2 separate regions of the Homo sapiens genome follow, and region 2 is linked to region 1. A link is a loop called in an ENCODE intact Hi-C map of the cell type or tissue named here. Cell type or tissue: heart left ventricle. All regions are shown on one strand.

What was found. A loop is a pair of places that touch in the nucleus more often than their neighbours do. Peaks named below come from ENCODE experiments on the same cell type or tissue, not always from the same donor. Only the 100,000 strongest peaks of a DNase experiment are listed, where the experiment ranks them.
Region 2: a loop joins it to region 1, with 8 times the contacts of the local background. A loop is called at or near these places in 103 of 110 quality-filtered maps.

What each region holds. Positions count from the first base shown.
Region 1 is chr11:64,145,775-64,153,774 of GRCh38, reverse strand. It overlaps MACROD1 (mono-ADP ribosylhydrolase 1), which reads left to right. Exons shown (of 11, transcript NM_014067.4): 2 at 1,382-1,483; 3 at 2,420-2,536. Among named protein-coding and RNA genes, the nearest start is that of MACROD1, 16 kb to the left of the region's middle. RefSeq lists enhancers at 1-395, 396-1,391, 7,307-7,808 and a silencer at 435-654. In heart left ventricle, CTCF peaks have their summits at 524 (motif pointing right), 4,708, 4,930 (motif pointing right) and 7,510 (motif pointing right); DNase peaks (open chromatin) are centred at 564, 2,624, 4,954, 5,404 and 1 weaker place; H3K4me3 peaks cover 513 bases; H3K27ac peaks cover 1,623 bases.
Region 2 is chr11:63,996,400-64,004,399 of GRCh38, reverse strand. It overlaps OTUB1 (OTU deubiquitinase, ubiquitin aldehyde binding 1), which reads right to left. Exons shown (of 7, transcript NM_017670.3): 4 at 7,752-7,870; 5 at 7,459-7,543; 6 at 7,156-7,350; 7 at 5,988-7,051. The coding sequence ends at 6,854. It overlaps MACROD1 (mono-ADP ribosylhydrolase 1), which reads left to right. Exons shown (of 11, transcript NM_014067.4): 5 at 4,057-4,173; 6 at 4,637-4,758; 7 at 4,840-4,870; 8 at 4,996-5,069; 9 at 5,364-5,445; 10 at 5,528-5,562; 11 at 5,713-5,842. The coding sequence ends at 5,532. Among named protein-coding and RNA genes, the nearest start is that of OTUB1, 14 kb to the right of the region's middle. RefSeq lists enhancers at 3,330-3,837, 3,850-4,785, 5,123-5,212, 4,786-5,723, 6,660-7,597 and silencers at 3,523-4,102, 4,753-4,992. In heart left ventricle, CTCF peaks have their summits at 3,602 and 3,814 (motif pointing left); DNase peaks (open chromatin) are centred at 3,779, 4,897 and 5,141; H3K4me3 peaks cover 2,310 bases.

The DNA.
Region 1 (8,000 bases):
GGGGCAGAAGTGGCTGCCAGGAAAGGTGGCTCTGGCTTGAGCAGCAGTGGGGGCTGACCAGGGGTGGGCCTAGCCTTTTGTGATGACCCCACCTTTGCATCCAGCAGGGACTCTGGACTGGGCCCCTTGCATGAGTTCTGTCATCTAATGCTCTCAGCATCCTTGGGTTGTTATCACCCCTGCCAGCAGTGGTTAGATGAGGAGATGGAGGCCTGGATGATGAAGTGACTCTGGCCGGGAAAACACCCTGCTGTGTGAGGGTGGCCTCCCAACCTCCCTGAACATTTGTGGAGGGACCTACCTGTCCCCCTCACTGCCATGTGCATAGAAGCTTCCAGGCTGCAGTCCTTCCTTTCTCACCACCTCCTCTAATTGCTCTCCCGCCTCTACATATTTTTTGATGCTTTTTGAGTTTCTCAATTGTAGCCTTTGCTGTTTGCCGTGGGGGCTGCCCCATCCCGGGAGCCTGTGGTCCAGGGTGCCAGGCTGGGCTGAGCGCCTGGGTGTGCAGGCGGCCTCGGGCCAGCAGGGGGAGCCCGTGAGCTGCTAGCCTGGCCTGGCGCGGTCGGGGCGGGCCCTTCTGAGACGGGTTCCAGGTTTCTGTGCCTGGTGCCACCCCCAAGGGAAGGCGGAGCCCATGGGACAGTGCTCAGGCAAGGGGAGCCGGCCAGGGTGGACCCCGAGTCTGTGAGCGGGTGGGGGGTGCCTGGCTCCTCACTCAAGTCCCTGCTGTGTGAGGGTGGCCTCCCAACCTCCCTGAGCCCCGGTTTCCTCATCTGTAAAACGAGAACGATTCCAACCCCATTGGTCATGCTGGGAGCCCTCAGCCGCTGCCGGGGGGGATGTTGGGGACAGGTGCCAGGTCCACTTGGTCCTGCAGCTCCTGGAGGAGGACAGCTGTCCCGCTGCCTGCATGCAGTGACAGTGAGGGCAGAACTGACTGGCGGTGGGACTGATGGATAATGTCGCTGGCTGAGTGCTGCCAACCGGCTTGGCCTTAGTGTGTGGGAGGAAGCTCGGAGCTGTTCTGCAGGGGACGTCTTCACCCCCGTTCTAATCAGGGAGAAACGGGGGACCCAGAGAGATGTGGACGCTGCTGGAAAGTGGCAGAGCTGAATTCATCACAACCCAGGTCTGCGATGCCTGAGCCAGTCCCTCAGCCTCCCCAGACCTCAGTTTCCCTCCCTGAACAAAGAGAGCAGGACAAGATATTCTAGGGGCCTCTGAGGTTTCCCCAGCATGCCTGCCCTGTGTGCCCAGAGAAGGAGGGACAGGAAGAGCTGGTTTGCATTCTTGGATGAGGCAAGAAAGGAGATGTGGGGGTGCAAGCCCCAGGCCCGTTCCTCTGCCCCCACCCTGATCCTCCTTCCTGCCTCTGCAGCCTTTCTGAAGGGCCTGAGTGACAAGCAGCGGGAGGAACATTACTTCTGCAAGGACTTTGTCAGGCTGAAGAAGATCCCGACATGGAAGGAGATGGCGAAAGGTAGGCCCTGCTCGGGGGAGGCCCTGGTGGGCAGGCTCCAGACCCGTGGCTTGGGAGAATTGTGCAGACAAGAAGAGCTAGTCCAGTGGCATGTATCGAGTGCTTGCTGCAGGCAGGTGCTCCGCGTGTATCACCTCATTCAATTATTTTATTTTATTTTTTGAGATGGAATTTCACTCTTTTTGCGCAGGCTGGAGTGCAATGGCTCGATCTTGGCTCACTGCAACCTCCACCTCCCGGGTTCAAGCGATTCTCCTGCCTCAGCCTCCTGAGTAGCTGGGATTACAGACATGCACCACCATGCCTGGATAATTTTTGTATTTTTAGTAGAGATGGGGTTTCACCATATTGGCCAGGCTGGTCTCGAACTACTGACCTCAAGTGATCTGCCCGCCACGGCCTCCCAAAGTGCTGGGATTACAGGCGTCAGCAACTGCGCCTGGCCATCTCATTCAATTATTAACACAACAAGTGCAATTTTTATCCCCATTGTATGGTTGGAAACAGAGCCCTAGGTTAGGTGAGCCACCTGCCCGAGATTACTTGCTTGTGGGGAGCTGGGGTTTGAAGCTGCGATTTGGTTGCTTACAGTGGGGTGTGTTGGTGAGACAGCAGGCCTGGTGACCCATAACCCTAGGCAAGTCTCTGACCCACCTAATCCTCAGTTTCTACCTCTGTGAAATGGGATAGATGATATTGGCACTGTACCTGCTGGTGGCCTTGCTGTGAAGATGCAAGGAGTCCCCGCGTGATTTTAGCACGCAGTAGGTGCTCCTCAGTGTGGGTTCCTGGTACTGGGTCAGCAGTCATCGTGCTGCAGGCTGCCCCTGGAGGTGGAGGGAGGTCGATAGGGAAGGCCCTGGCCCCTGGGCCCTGGCTGGGTCCCTCTGCAGTGGGCAGCCTCGCTGTGACCTCCCCGGCCCCTACTTGTTCCAGGGGTGGCTGTGAAGGTGGAGGAGCCCAGGTATAAAAAGGACAAGCAGCTCAATGAGAAAATCTCCCTGCTCCGCAGCGACATCACCAAGCTGGAGGTGGACGCCATCGTCAACGCCGGTGAGTGGCTGGCCTGAACCAGAGACCTGGTGGCCGCCCTGTTGCCTTTGCTCTGCTCTGCTGTGCCAGGCCTGGGTGGACGCCACCTGGCTCCAGTGAGGCTCGGGTTGCTGGCAAGGACAGCCTGCTGGCGCCATGGCAGCCCAACGTGTCGGCCACTCGGGCTCCTCTTCCCTTGAAACCCTGACCTGCTGTGTCGGGGGCGCCTTGCTCCACTGAGACCCATTAGTGGCCGGGGAAGGGGGAGAGCTGGGCTGAAACTGGGCTGCCCTGCCAGGAAGGCAGAGGCCACAGCGGGGAGGTCTGACCTTGGGGGGCCACAGAAGCCCCAACCAGCACCTGCCTTCCTCTGCCTTTGGCCTGGCCTGCCCCCGCTTCAGACCTGGGCGGGTGAGGGAGCTTGTCGAGGGATAGTGGGGGCAGAGAGGTCCCCTGCCATGCCCTGGCAGCTTTCCAGAGCCTAGAAACAGGAGCTGCTCAGCTTCCTGCGCTCGCCTCTTGCTGGCTTGGCAGTTTATTGTGATGAGTATGGGAGCCGGCTGCCTCTTTGTGGGAGGGAGGAAGGGGGCTGCTACTCCACACAGCTAGTGGTTGTCTGGCAAGGTCAAAGGCGCCAGGAAAGGACTTTGGCATGGGGTGCCAAGGGCTGGTTAAGTCGAGCAGGTGGCTTGTGGAACAGGTTGAGTGGCGGCTGAACCCCGGCCCTCGCCCGCCTGCTCGCTTGCTCCTTTGCTTACCTGGCATCTGCACCAAGCATTGGAGGAAGGGGGGCCTCTTTCTCAGACCCTGAATATGGGGGGCAGGTCCTCTCGTCTTGGGCTCCAGCTCACAGGGAAAACCCTGCTGTGCCAGCCCCTCCCTAACCTGTGCAGGCCCAGGGCACCCCCAGGAGCTTCTCGAGTCTCCTTCGTCCCCACTTTGCGCTTGTAGCGGTCGTGCCTGGCCCCAGCGCTGTCCCCCAGTGACTCTGGGGCATGGTGGTGCTGATGCTGTGAGCATTTCCGTTAATCTCTGTGAGTGACAGGCTCTAGGATCCGGAGAGGGGAGTTCACTCGGCCGCCCCGGGCCTGGTCCGTGGGGTCTGAGTTGTGTTTCCTGAAGCAACCTTGCTCTATGCGTCTTCCCACTGTTGACTGCAAAGCTGGATAGTCATATGGGGGTGCCTTGCCCGCACATTCCCTGTCTAGGCACACAGGTGACAGGTTACACGTAGGCAGGAGTTTCTGCTCAGTGTGGCTGGCTGAGGGCAGCAGGGAGAGCTAGGGTCACCTTGGGCTTCTGCAGGTGGTTCTGGTGTGTTTCTCTAGGGCCACTAGGATGAGAACTGCTAGTCCATCTGAGGACACACAGCTAAGACAAAGCCACATCTGGGTTGGCAGACATTACAGCGGCCTAGGGGAGAAGGGCGTTCTTGCTGCCTGTGCCCAGGAGGGGCTGGCCTGGAGCAGAAGGGCAGAGCCTTGGGGCTGTGGCTGAGGGGGCAGTCAGGCAGGCCAGTGGGTACTCCAGCCCTGCCAGTCACTGGCAAGCGTGTGAGAGGTACTGCAGCGGTACCTTCTTGCTGAGCTGCAAAGTGGCCGGAGGGAAAATGAGGCATCTTGTGAGCTCTGTCCCCCTTGGGTTGGTGGTTCGCTGCAACATGGGCCAGGAGAAAGGGTGCAGGGACCAAGGTGGGGTGTTGATGGGTTCAGATGGAATGGGGGCGCTCCGGAGGCTGCACCCGGGCTGTGGGCGTGATTAACACTGCTTCCTAAGTGCCCTTGGGAGTCGCCAGGTTTTGGATGCAGCAGCTCCATCAGAAGCGGTTTAGTGCCAGCTCCATTTGCACCAGGGCCAGGGCTGGGGCAGTGCTGGCTGAGTTTCTCTGTGGACTCCCCTTCTCTGTGTCCTTGCCTAGGCCTCTGTTTCCTCCTCTGCAAAATGAGGGTGGTGAAGAAACCACCCGTCAGGTTACTGGGGGCACTCGGAGCTGATGCACGTGACGTGCAAATGACGGTCACTCAGCACCTGGCGGGAATCGGGGCTCAGCACCTCGCACTGGTGCTGAAACTGGTGTCATCAGCGCCGTTCTGGGCATCACCCCTGTCCCAGCGGTGCCGAGGGACATGGTACCTCCTGCAAATGATCAGCTTTCACCTCCCCCTGCTTGCCTCAGTTTACCCATACACCTCTTGGTGTGTTCTCCTGGGATCTTTTTGTTCTAGACTCTCACAGCCAGGAGGACCCGGTACCCGCCTGGAATCCCAGGGAATGACGGAGGCAGGGTCTGAACACGGGCTTCCCACACAGAGCCCGAGTCTCCTTTCAGCCGTCCAGGGCTTTGTGGAACCCCAGCGTTCAAAGTGGCTTTGGCACTGGTCAGGCCTCCAGGGTCCTGGGTGGCCTTGGCTCCCACCCCAGCCCCTGTGCCCACCAGGGGGCAGCAGAGATTGCAGTTCCCAGGAGCCCATATATCAGCCTGTTTATTAGTGGAATAAAAGTCGTTGGCAACGGCAGGGCTTTTCGGGGCTGCATAAATCTGCGTCTGTGCCTCGTGAAACCCATATGTGCTTAATTCATATGTAAAGTTTCAAGCAGGAAGAGAATACGTGTCCATTAAATTCTATTTGACTTGATTATAATCATTAGCCGTGAATAATTGCTTCTCAGTGCCTACCACGGAGCCACCACAATAAGCCAGAGGAGAGAGCAATTATCTTGGGGTGGGGATTTTTAAATTTATATTTTTGAAGCCAGGAGCAGTGCTGGCCCCGCGGGCGTCAGTGGCCCATGGAGAACGCCGTGGGTCACACTGGGCTGGGAGCTTGAGATCTGGCCGCCCGCCGGAGCTTCTGGATTTTGTTGTGGGGAACAGTTCTCTTTGTTCCTGCTGCCATATGGGAGGGGCTGTCGCTGCCTGGGCTTGGGTCCAGCTGCAGGGATGTGGAGGGGAAGGGTGCAGTGGGAGCTAGGAGAGGGCTGTGAGGGAAAGGGGGCGGGGAGAGCTCCCAACCCCCCACCCTCCTCCATCCTGAAAAGCTGTGGGGTTGAAGGGGTCTCCAGCCAGGCTGTGGGCATCTCTCTTGCCACTCAGCAGGGCCCTGGGGATCCTTGGAGAGGGCAGTTGCCAGGTGTCCCCCTGCCCGCCCCCCTCACTCTTTCCCCTCCCTGAAGAGGCATCTGCCTGTGACCTCCGTCAGGCCATTGAGAATCGGACCCTGGGCGGGACGTAGTAGCTCACTCCTGTAATCCCAGCACCGTGGGAGGCCGAGACGAGAGGATCACTTGAGCTCGGGAGTTTGAGACCAGCCTGGCCAACATAGTGAGACTCTATCTCTACAAAAAAAAAAATAATACGGCATGGTGGTGTGTGCCTATAATCCCAGCTACTCAGGAGGCTGAGGCAGGAGGATTGCTTGAACCTGGGAGGTTGAGGCTGCAGTGAGCCATGGTTGTGCCACTGCACTCCAGCCTGGGTGACAGAGTGAGACCCTATCTAAAATATATATATATATATAATAGAACATCAGATTCTGGGCCAGGTACGATGGCTCACACCTGTAATCCCAGAACTTTGGGAGGCTGAGACAGGCGGATCACTTGAGGTCAGGAGTTTCGAGACTAGCCTGGCCAACATGGCGAAATCCCATCTCTACTAAAAATACAAAAATTAGCCAGGCGTGATGGCATGCACCTGTAATCCCAGCTACTTGGGAGGCTGAGGTAGGAGAATCACTTGAACCCAGGAGGCTGAGGCAGGAGGATTGCTTGAACCTGGGAGGTCAAGGCTGCAGTGAGCCATGATTGTGTTACTGCCTTCCAGCCTGGGCAACAGAGTGAGACTCCATCTCAAAAAAAAAAAAAGAAAGAAAGAAAATCAGACTCTGAGGCTGCAGGCGGTGGCTCACTCTTGTAATCCCAGCACTTTGAGAGGCTGAGGCAGGAAGATTGCTTGAGCCCAGGAGTTTGAGACCAACTTGAGCAACACAGTGGCACCCTATCTCTACCAAAAAAAAAATTAAAAAAGATTAGTAGGGTGTGGTGGTGCATGCCTGTAGTCCAGCTACTTGGGAGGCTGAAGTGGGAGGACTGCTTGAGCCTGGGAGGTCGAGGCTGCAGTGAGCTGTGACTGTGCCATTGCACTGCAGCCTGGGCAACAGAGTGAGATGCTGTCTCAAAAAACAAATAAAAATAAGAAAATCAGATTCTGTTTCCCTACTGATCTCCTGGCATTTGAAATTCAGGACTGGTTTCCACTCTTACATTATTGGGCTATGAGATGTGATTGGGATGTGTGTGATGGTGTGTGTGTGAGGTCAGGAGTTTGGCCTGTGTGTGTGATGTGTGCGGTGCGTGTGTTTGTGATGTAGCATGTTTGTGTCTGTGCTTGTGTGATGCGTGGGGTGTGTGTGATAGAGTGTGTGTGTGAGGTCAGGAGTTTGGCCTATGTGTGTGGGGTGTGCGTATGCATTTGTATGATGTGTGTGATGCGTGTGTGTGCGTGATGTGTGTGTGTCTGTGCTTGTGTGATGCATGGGGTGTGGGTGATGGAGGGTGTGTGTGGTGTGATGTGTGTTTGTATGGGATGTGGTGGGAGTGAGGTGGGAGGTTGGGCAGAAGCATAGAAGTGGGGATGCCTGGCTGGCGGGTGGCAGGGCTTGAAGTTGCAGGGACGGAACAAACCCCCACACCCTCAGGCACAGTGCAGGCCTCCCTGGGCCCTGTCCCCGTGGGCTGCCAGCTGAGGCCACTTGCTTGGGTAGCACCCGGGAGAGTCTCAGGTTCCTGCCATCTGTGTCGGCCACGGCTCCTGCCCACAGGAGCATGGCGCATCCGTCTTAATGAAATTGGGCTGCCATGTGCAGGAGATAAGCCAGGGAGCCCCCGCAGGCCCCCTCTTCTGGAGGAGGAGGTTCTCAGAGCCGGTGCCTGCCTCTCCAGCCTTGCCTATGACCTCAGTCCTGTGTCTGGGGAGAGCGCCGGTCTCAGGGTATCCACTAGGGGGTGCTGTGGCTGCCAGGGTGTTTATGTCTCCTTTTTACCACGGGGGTGCAGTGACCTTGACTAGGCCACCTCCCTGCCCTTGAGTTTCCTGGTGCACCAGACCTGTGTGTGTGGACTTCTTGTTCCTGACAGATAGCAGAGTCCTGGGCAGGACATGTCCGGGCACAAAGAAAGATCCCCATTCTTGGCCAGGCACGGTGGCTCACGCCTGTTATCCTAGCACTTTGGGAGGCCGAGGCGGGCGGATCGCTTGAGGTCAGGAGTTTGAGAGCAGCCTGGCCAACATGGTGAAACCTGGTCTCTACTAAAAATACAAAAATTAGCCGGACACAGTGGCATGCGCCTGTAGTCCCAGCTAGTCAGGAGGCTGCGGCAGAAGAATTGCTTGAACCTGGGAGGTGGAGGTTGCGGTGAGCCGAGATTGTGCCACTGCACTCCATCCTGGTTGCTGGGTGACAGAGCAAGATTCCATCTCAAAAAA
Region 2 (8,000 bases), 150 kb after region 1:
CCCTTCATGCATATTACAGCACCCTAAATAGCGGCCAACTCATCCTAAGCGCCTTGGCGGATGGCCCCACCGGAGCCTGCCTGCCTTCCGCCTCTGCTGGCTCTGAGGACTGCCCACTCCTGGTGCCCTCCACTGCCCCAGGAATGCCCAGGGCCATGGGCAATCACTCAGCCCAGCCCTCCTTCCTTCCACAACATCCTTCCATGGGAGGCGCACAGATGCTGGGCTGAATGCTGGCCGTGGAGGCTGGAAGGCAGGGCTTTACCACAGCAAAGCAGGGAGATGCCTAAGATGGGGCGGAGGGTCAAGGGCCGCTCAGAGGCCAGGGCTTGGGGCAGAAAGAGGTTCCTCCGGGCTCAGGCGAGGGCAGGCAGAGCCCCAGTGGCATTTGAGGAGCGGCCTGAGGAACGAGAGCCCACGAAGGAGACGGGAAGTCCCGCTGGATGGAGGGAGCCGTCAGCGCTGGGGGCAGCCAAACCGTCCAGAAAGACAGTGGCCTCAGAACACTGTGCAACAAGAGGCCACCAGGGCAGCCCCCCTGCTGGAAGGGGACGTGCTGATGTGGGGAGACACTGCCTCCCCAAGAGCGTGGACAGGGGGCCATTCAAACCAGTCAGCCAGAGTGGTTCAGGGCGAGGCCCTTTAGTGGTCCCAGAGGAAGCAGAGCCACTGAGGTTGGGAGCCCAACCTTCCAGCCGTGTGGGCAAGTTTTGCTCTCTGTGCCTCAGTTTCTTCTTCTATAAACAGGAAAAATAATAAGACAGCGGCTGTAAATCACCACGCAGGTGCTTACCCAACAAGAAGGCTGACAAAGGCCATGGGGGGTGAGTCATACCAGCTACTTAGGAGGCTTAGGCAGGGCAACATAGCAAGACCCTGTCTCAAAAAAACACAGGCTCACATCTGTAATCCCAGCACTTTGGGAGGCTGAGACGGGTGGATCACTTGAGGTCAGGAGTTCAAGACCAGCCTGGGCAACATGGTGAAACCCCATCTCTACTAAAAATACAAAAAATCAGCTGGGCATAGTGGTGCGCCCCTGTAAGCTCAGCTACTCGGGAGGCTGAGGCATAAGAATCACTTGAACCCAGGAGGCAGAGGTTGCAGTGAGCCAAGATTGCACCACTGCACTCCAGCCTGGATGATATAGTGAGACAGAGGGCTGATATGAAGGAGCCATATCAGGGGGAGTTTAACGGTAGAGGAGGGTGGAGGGAAGAAGGGGCTGCAGGGAGGAGGCAGAGGGGCCTTAGGGGCCATCTTCTGGCCACAGGTGGAGGAAGGCTTCATCTTTGACCTGATGGAGAAACATCTCAGGGGGGTCCCGCCACCCAAGTGGGCTCTGCCTCCCCAGGAAAGACCCCAGGTTTTCTGCTGACTTGGGGTGAGGGTTGAGCTGGAGCCTGGAGGTTTGTTTTGGTGGCTGAGGGCCCTGGAGAGGAGACTAAGGGTTGGTCAGCTCCTGTGAACTGGGAATACCCCACCTCCACCAGGTAGCCCCAGGGATCAGGGCTGCTGGTCTTTTCCAGCTGCCTTGGGGTGGGGTGGGAAGAGGGAAGAGGGAAGGAAGGGCATCTCCCCTGAATGGGACCCCAGGAAGCTTGAGTCTCTAGGACCTAGCTTAGCCCCAGGTAAGAGCCAGGACAGGGCCTGGAGGGCAGAGCTAAGGGGACTCTGGGAGTGTGTGTGGGAGGGGTCCTTTGGGCCTATGGCTAAGGAGAGCAGGGTGGGGGGGTTCCCCTCTGCACTCTCAGGGGAGAGAGCGAGAAGGCTGGTGTGTGGACAGGGAGGGACACGCAGGCAAGAGGGGCCAGGCTGCACTCTAGCTTGTTGGGGTAGCAGTGGGCTGACAGTGACCTGTCCCTCATCTCTGCTTTAGGGGAGCCCCTCCCTGGGGCCCCTGCAGAGCCATCACCTGGCCCAGGCCCTGTTCTGGAACTGCTGGGGGTGAGGAGGGGGCATCTGGCCTGAGCCCTCTGCCAGCATTGATTCCAGCTCCCTCCACCTCCCTTGCGCCCCCAGGTCAGCCCCAAAGGCCTGGCTGCAGGCCAGTCCACTTCCGCAGGAAACATTAAATTCCTGAAACACTGAGCTCCACTTCCCCGCACGGGCCCCCACAGCTGGCCGAGGTCGCCTGCAGGGCGGTGAGCCCCCAGAGACTTCGAGCAGCCGGTGCCAGGTGCTCGACCCGGGAGGCTCCTAGGAGAGCCAGCTCAGACAGATCCCTGGGCTCACCCCCACACACTGTGAACACCCTGTGTGCACCCACCTCCCATCACACTGATGTACACATACCCGAACATGCCCACACTGTCACACTGTTGTTAATAACAGGATACACTCATGACCTCCATTCTTGCCAAGCACTGCCTTAAGCACATTACAAAGTTAGTTTAACTCAATCCTTCCAACAGCCCAATGAGCTCTGAGGTGGGTGCTATTATCCCATTTTCCAGATGGAGCAACTGAGACCCAGAGAGGTTAAATGATATGTGAGGGGTCACACATCTGTGGCTGGCAGAGCCAGGATGTGAACTCACGTTGCCCAGCTCCACAGCCCAGCCACGGCACCCCATTCGGAACACTCACTTCCCAGCACTGGGAGCTCCAGCCTGGACGCCCGCTCTGGGCCCTGCCTTCTTGCTCCATCTCAGCCTCGCCCTGGGCTACAGCTGCCTTTCTCCCTGCAGAGGAGAGGAGCAGGTGGAAGGGATCCAGGCCTGAGCCGTTCTCAGCGTTCCCCTAACCTCTCTGCCCACCCATCCCTGGGACGCTCTGGGAAATTGCCTGGTGCCAGCTCTGAGTAAAGTTGCAGAATGAGGTTTAATTGTGCCCCCAGGGCACGAGATCAAACAGCAAAAGAAAGGGGTGTGAGCTACCTGGCATCCCTGGAACTGTGCCGAGACTGAGGTGATGAAGGAGAAGGTGGCCTTGGTTTGTCCATCTGTAAAATGGGGAATGATGGTCCTCTCTTGATGCCCGCCTGTGAGCACCAGGCAGCTGGTGCCTGAGGAGCTCCTGGCGTGGGCGATCAGAGCTGCCAAAGATGGGCCCTGTCCTCCCGGCCAGCACGCGGCGTTTTCCTCTGTGGGAGGGTCGCTGTCCCGGTATTCCAGATAAGAGGGTGGACGCCAGAGAGGGGAAGGGGCAGGATCTCACAGCCGATGAGGGGTGAGCCCGGGCTGGACCCAGGCCTGCCTGAGGCCGCGCCTCTCCTGCGCGGTGCCCTGGCGAGGTTGGGCTGCTGGAGCGTTTCCTCCATGCCTCCCGCTGCGCCCCGGTTGTTTATCTGCGCCCGGGTCCCCAGGGTCGCTCGCGAGGCCCTGCAGCCGCCCTCGGATAAACAAGCCCATGCGGGGCCGTAATTAAGCTGGATGCGCTAACGAGGCGGTTCATTAACCAGCTGGGGTTTGCGCGCCAGGAGACTCGGGCCCGGGCGTCGGGCTCACCTCCCCGCGCGGCTGGAAGACCCAGACTCCAGCTACAGATCTGATCACCCTGTAACAAGGTGGCCTCGGTTTCCTCATCCGCAAAATGGGTCCTAGGGTTTGCCGCCGCCCCGTGATGGGGCGCCGCCTGGGGAGGTGGGCCTTGGGATCGCACCGACGCTGAGGCCCGGGCGGAGGCAGCGACTGGTCGCGGGCCCTGCAGCGCGCCCGGGACAGGGCTAGGGAGGGGCGTCGGGGAGGAAGCTTCCCCGTCACCCCGGCTCGGGCGGCGGTTCCTGTCCCGGCGGCCCCCGCCTCCCGGAGCCGCCCTGCCTGGGCCCTGGCGGCGCGGCCTGGAAGGGACAGGGTGGGCCGGGTGCGCCCCCTGCCGGCCTCCTTGCGCGACTTCCCGCCAGGCCCAGGGCCGTCCCGCTCTGCGCCTCGGTTTCCCCAGATGTGAAACATTCCGGGCGGGGGTGGGGGCAGCGGCCGCGGCCGGAGGCCACGGGGTTGGGGCGCGGCTCCGCATGGGTCCTCGCATCGCCGAGGGGCTTCTCGGGACTGAGGGTGCTCACCCCGGGGCCGCAGCCTTGCCAGGCCAGCTCAGTCGCGCCCGCCCTTCCCGCAGTGGACGGCTGCATTCATCGGGCCGCCGGCCCCCTGCTTACCGACGAGTGCCGGACCCTGCAGAGCTGTAAGACTGGCAAGGCCAAGATCACCGGCGGCTATCGGCTCCCGGCCAAGTGTGAGTCCCCGACGCGCCCCCAGCTGTGGGGCGCAGACAGGGCGCCCGTGTGTCACTGGGACATCAGGGGTGCGGCCCCCACAGGAGTGCTGGGGAACTCCTCAGGGGGCCCTTCTTAACCTTAAGGGCCAAGACCCGGCCCCCACCCCGCACACCCCAGGAAGCACATGGGGGAGACCGTGCGTGGAGGCTGAGGATGGAGCTGGGGGGCAACGCCTTCGCGCCCACACTCGCGCTCGGGTCTCAGCCGGGCCCATACAGATGTGGGGAGGGGGCGCGGGGCTCTGTGCGCGTGCGGATTCGGGCTCGAGGGGGCCCACAGGGGTGGGGGCCTTCGCGGAGGAGGCTCAGCGCTTGGGGGGAAAGGTGTTTCCTGCCCCCTTCTGCCCAGGCCGGCAGGGGGAAGCGAGGGAGCTGAGGACCGCGTAGACCCCCGCCGGTCTGACCCCGTCGCCCCCCGTAGACGTCATCCACACAGTGGGGCCCATCGCCTACGGGGAGCCCAGCGCCAGTCAGGCTGCCGAGCTCCGCAGCTGCTACCTGAGCAGTCTGGACCTGCTGCTGGAGCACCGGCTCCGCTCGGTGGTGAGGGACGGCCCGCGGGGGAGGGCGGGAGGCGGGGCGCAGTGACAATGTTCCAACCCCCTCTCACCCCTCCCCGCCCAGGCGTTCCCCTGCATCTCCACCGGCGTGTTTGGTGAGTCTGGAAGAAAGGCAAGGACCAGGAGTGGGCGGTGGACCCAGACGCCGGGAGGGGCCGGGGCGGACAGGGGAGTGGGCGGGGCCAGAGCCTAGGACTCACTCCCGCCCCACCCGCCTCAGGCTACCCCTGTGAGGCGGCCGCCGAGATCGTGCTGGCCACGCTGCGAGAGTGGCTGGAGCAGCACAAGGACAAGGTGAGTCCTGGGCCCGGGCGAGGGTGGGGTCCGCATCCCGGCCAGAGTGACCAGCCCCCATCATCGCCCAGGGAGTCAGGGTGCAGAGCGCAGGGCCAGGCCCGCCCCTTCCTTCCCTGTTTCTCCTGCGCAAGGGCGCCTGGCGGTGGCGAGATGGGGGTGATGGCACACAGCCGTGAGCCTCCGTGAAGGGCGCAGGGCCAGGCAGGTGAAAGCCTGCACCAGGGCAGGCAGTCACAGGATCCTGGGGCCAGGCGTGGCAGCTCGGCCCAGGCTGAGCAGCCCCTGGCGCAGGTGGACCGGCTGATCATCTGCGTGTTCCTCGAGAAGGACGAGGACATCTACCGGAGCCGGCTCCCCCACTACTTCCCCGTGGGTACGTGCCCCGCGCCGCCCCACGGCCCGCCCCTGCCCCGGTCCACCCTGGGGGCGGGCTCTCACTGTCCTCTGCCTTCCAGCCTGAGGCTCCCGCAGCCCACCCTGACCGGGACTGGTAAGCAGGGCCTCGCCCCGTGCGGCGGCCCCGGCCCTAGACTAACCCGCCCACTAACCCCCGCTCACCCCCAAGCAGGGCGGGAAACCACGGGGCAGCCTGGGAGGTCGGGGACGCCCATAGACACCTCTGACTCTGCTCTGCCCTCAGACCCGCCTTCGGGACCCCGCTCCCAGCTCTGAGAGGTCGCCAAAGCCTGCAGCCTGGCCTGGGCCTGGCCACCCCTTCTTTCCCTCCGCGCCCCGCCCCCGAGGAGCCTAATAAAGATCTCGTTGTGGCAGCTCCTACTGTCTGAGCTCTGACTGGGGGGAAGGAAGGCGGCCCAGGTGTTGGATGGAGCCCCTGGCCAGATGCTTTCACTGAAAGGGGCTGGCAAGAGCTCTCGGTGAGCCAGGCGGGCAGAGGCACAGGCGGACGGCAGAGGCGGCAGCAGCAGTTCACATTTATTGAGGGCCTGCCCCCAAGGAGCTCACAGCCTGGGGGCTGAGACCCCGAATGTGCAGGGGGCGGGGAAGAAAAGAGGTGAAGGCAAAAAGGCAGGCAATGCAGAGACACCGTGGCCCAAGCAGAGGGGGTGCAAGGCAGGCACAGGCAGGGGGCCTGGGGCGGATGGGGAGGTGGAGAACCGGCAGCCCTGCCTAGACCTGAGGACTGTAGACCCCACACGTTTGAAGGCTGCCCTCCCCCACCAGGATGGCACTGCCCGGGCACCCTGTGGGAGGCCCAGCTCCTCCACCTGCCCTGAGCCGGGTCCAGCCTCACAAAGGCCCCTCCACCCAGGACTCCCAACCATGCAGACTCCCGGTGGAGGGCAGGAAGCTGGGGTCTGGGGCCCAGCCGGGACGTGGAGGTGGGGCCTATGAGGGAGCAGATGAAGTGTGGGTGGCCCTGGGACCCTGGGCAAGTCCCTAAGGAACTTCCAGGATCCCATAGAAGCCCCTGAGCCAGCTAAGAAGGGAAGGAAGCAGAACCCAACGAAGCAGGAGGGGCCTCCAAGAGGCCTGGCCCCTCAAACCTGCTCCTGTTGGGGAAGCTCAGGAGTAGATAGGTGAAAAGCAGGGGGACCCACCTGGGGGGAGGGGGCAGCAGACAGAGCAGCCAGGCGGGCAGCAGAGCAGGGACACGCACACACGGCTCACCACCAGCACCCCCTTTAATAAAACATGGGGGGGGGTCATGTGACAGGAAGAAGGGGGTGAAATAGGACCATTTACAACCACAGAAAAACCTCTGTACATGTCTAGCGCCTGGCAGAGGGGGGCAGCAGGGCAGCAGCGGGCTGGAGCCAGCCCTATTTGTAGAGGATATCGTAGTGTCCAGGCCGGTAGAGAAGGTAGACCTTGGGCTCGGAGCCCTCAGGGAAGATGTGCGGATTGGTGGTGCCGCCCTCGCCGCGGTCCATGTACTCCACCTGGATGGACACGCTGAGGGCCTGGGCCAGCGCAATGATGTGGATGTGGTCGCTCTCCTTGCACATGGGCTCCACCTCCTGTGGCACAGGTGCCGGTCAGGCCCTGGTCTCCGCACCCCGCCCCAGGCCCTGTGGGCCCACTGCACTCCCCCGGCCGAGAGTAAAGGGGAGGGGGACGGCACCTGCTGGCAGAACTCCTTGACAGTCCGTCCACCCTCGATGAAGTGCTCGAAGAACTTGCTCTCGCGCTGCAGGTAGCCCGAGGTGAGCAGCCGCAGGTAGACCACAAGGTAGTCGGAGGTGCTCTGGTCATTGAAGGAGGCCAGCAGGTCGGCGACAGAGGTCTGCTTCTCCACCTGCTCAATCAGGTCCATGAACTGCAGCCACGGAGGGAGAAAGGGCAAGATGACGGGGAGGAGATGGGTGGTCCTCACCAGGTGAACCCCTCCCCCATGGCCCAGCCCAAGACAGGCACCAGGGCTCACCGTGTTGTGGAAATCCTCAATTGTGAATTCAGTGAAGCCCTGGGACACCAGGTCTTCCTTGCTCTTGGCAGACACAGCCTTGAACCTGGGGGTGGGATGGAAAGGCGGGCCCAGCATGGGCTCCTCGACCAGCCCAGACGCCAGGGCCGAGACAGCACTGCCCCGCCTGGCAAGGCCAGAGTCCAGCCCATCGCCCGGGAAGGAGGGAGACACCCTACTCGAGACACATCCTACTCGCCCGGGGAGGAGGTAGACACCCACCTGCCTCGGTGCCCAGTGCCCACCCTTCTCACCGCTGCAACTCCTTGCTGTCATCCAGCAGTGCCTCCAAGTGGGAGAATCCGAAAGCCCGATAGAAACAGTTGCCGTCAGGCCTGGTCTTGCGGATGTACGAGTACTTTTTGTGGAGGTCCTGCGGAGACAGCCCCACCCCGACAGGTTAACATCAGGCCAGAACGGGGGCTGGCCAAGGAAATGTCCCCCAGCAAAGGTCACACTCCAAAGGTGGCAACTGAGCTCCCAGCAGCCACCTGCCACCCTGG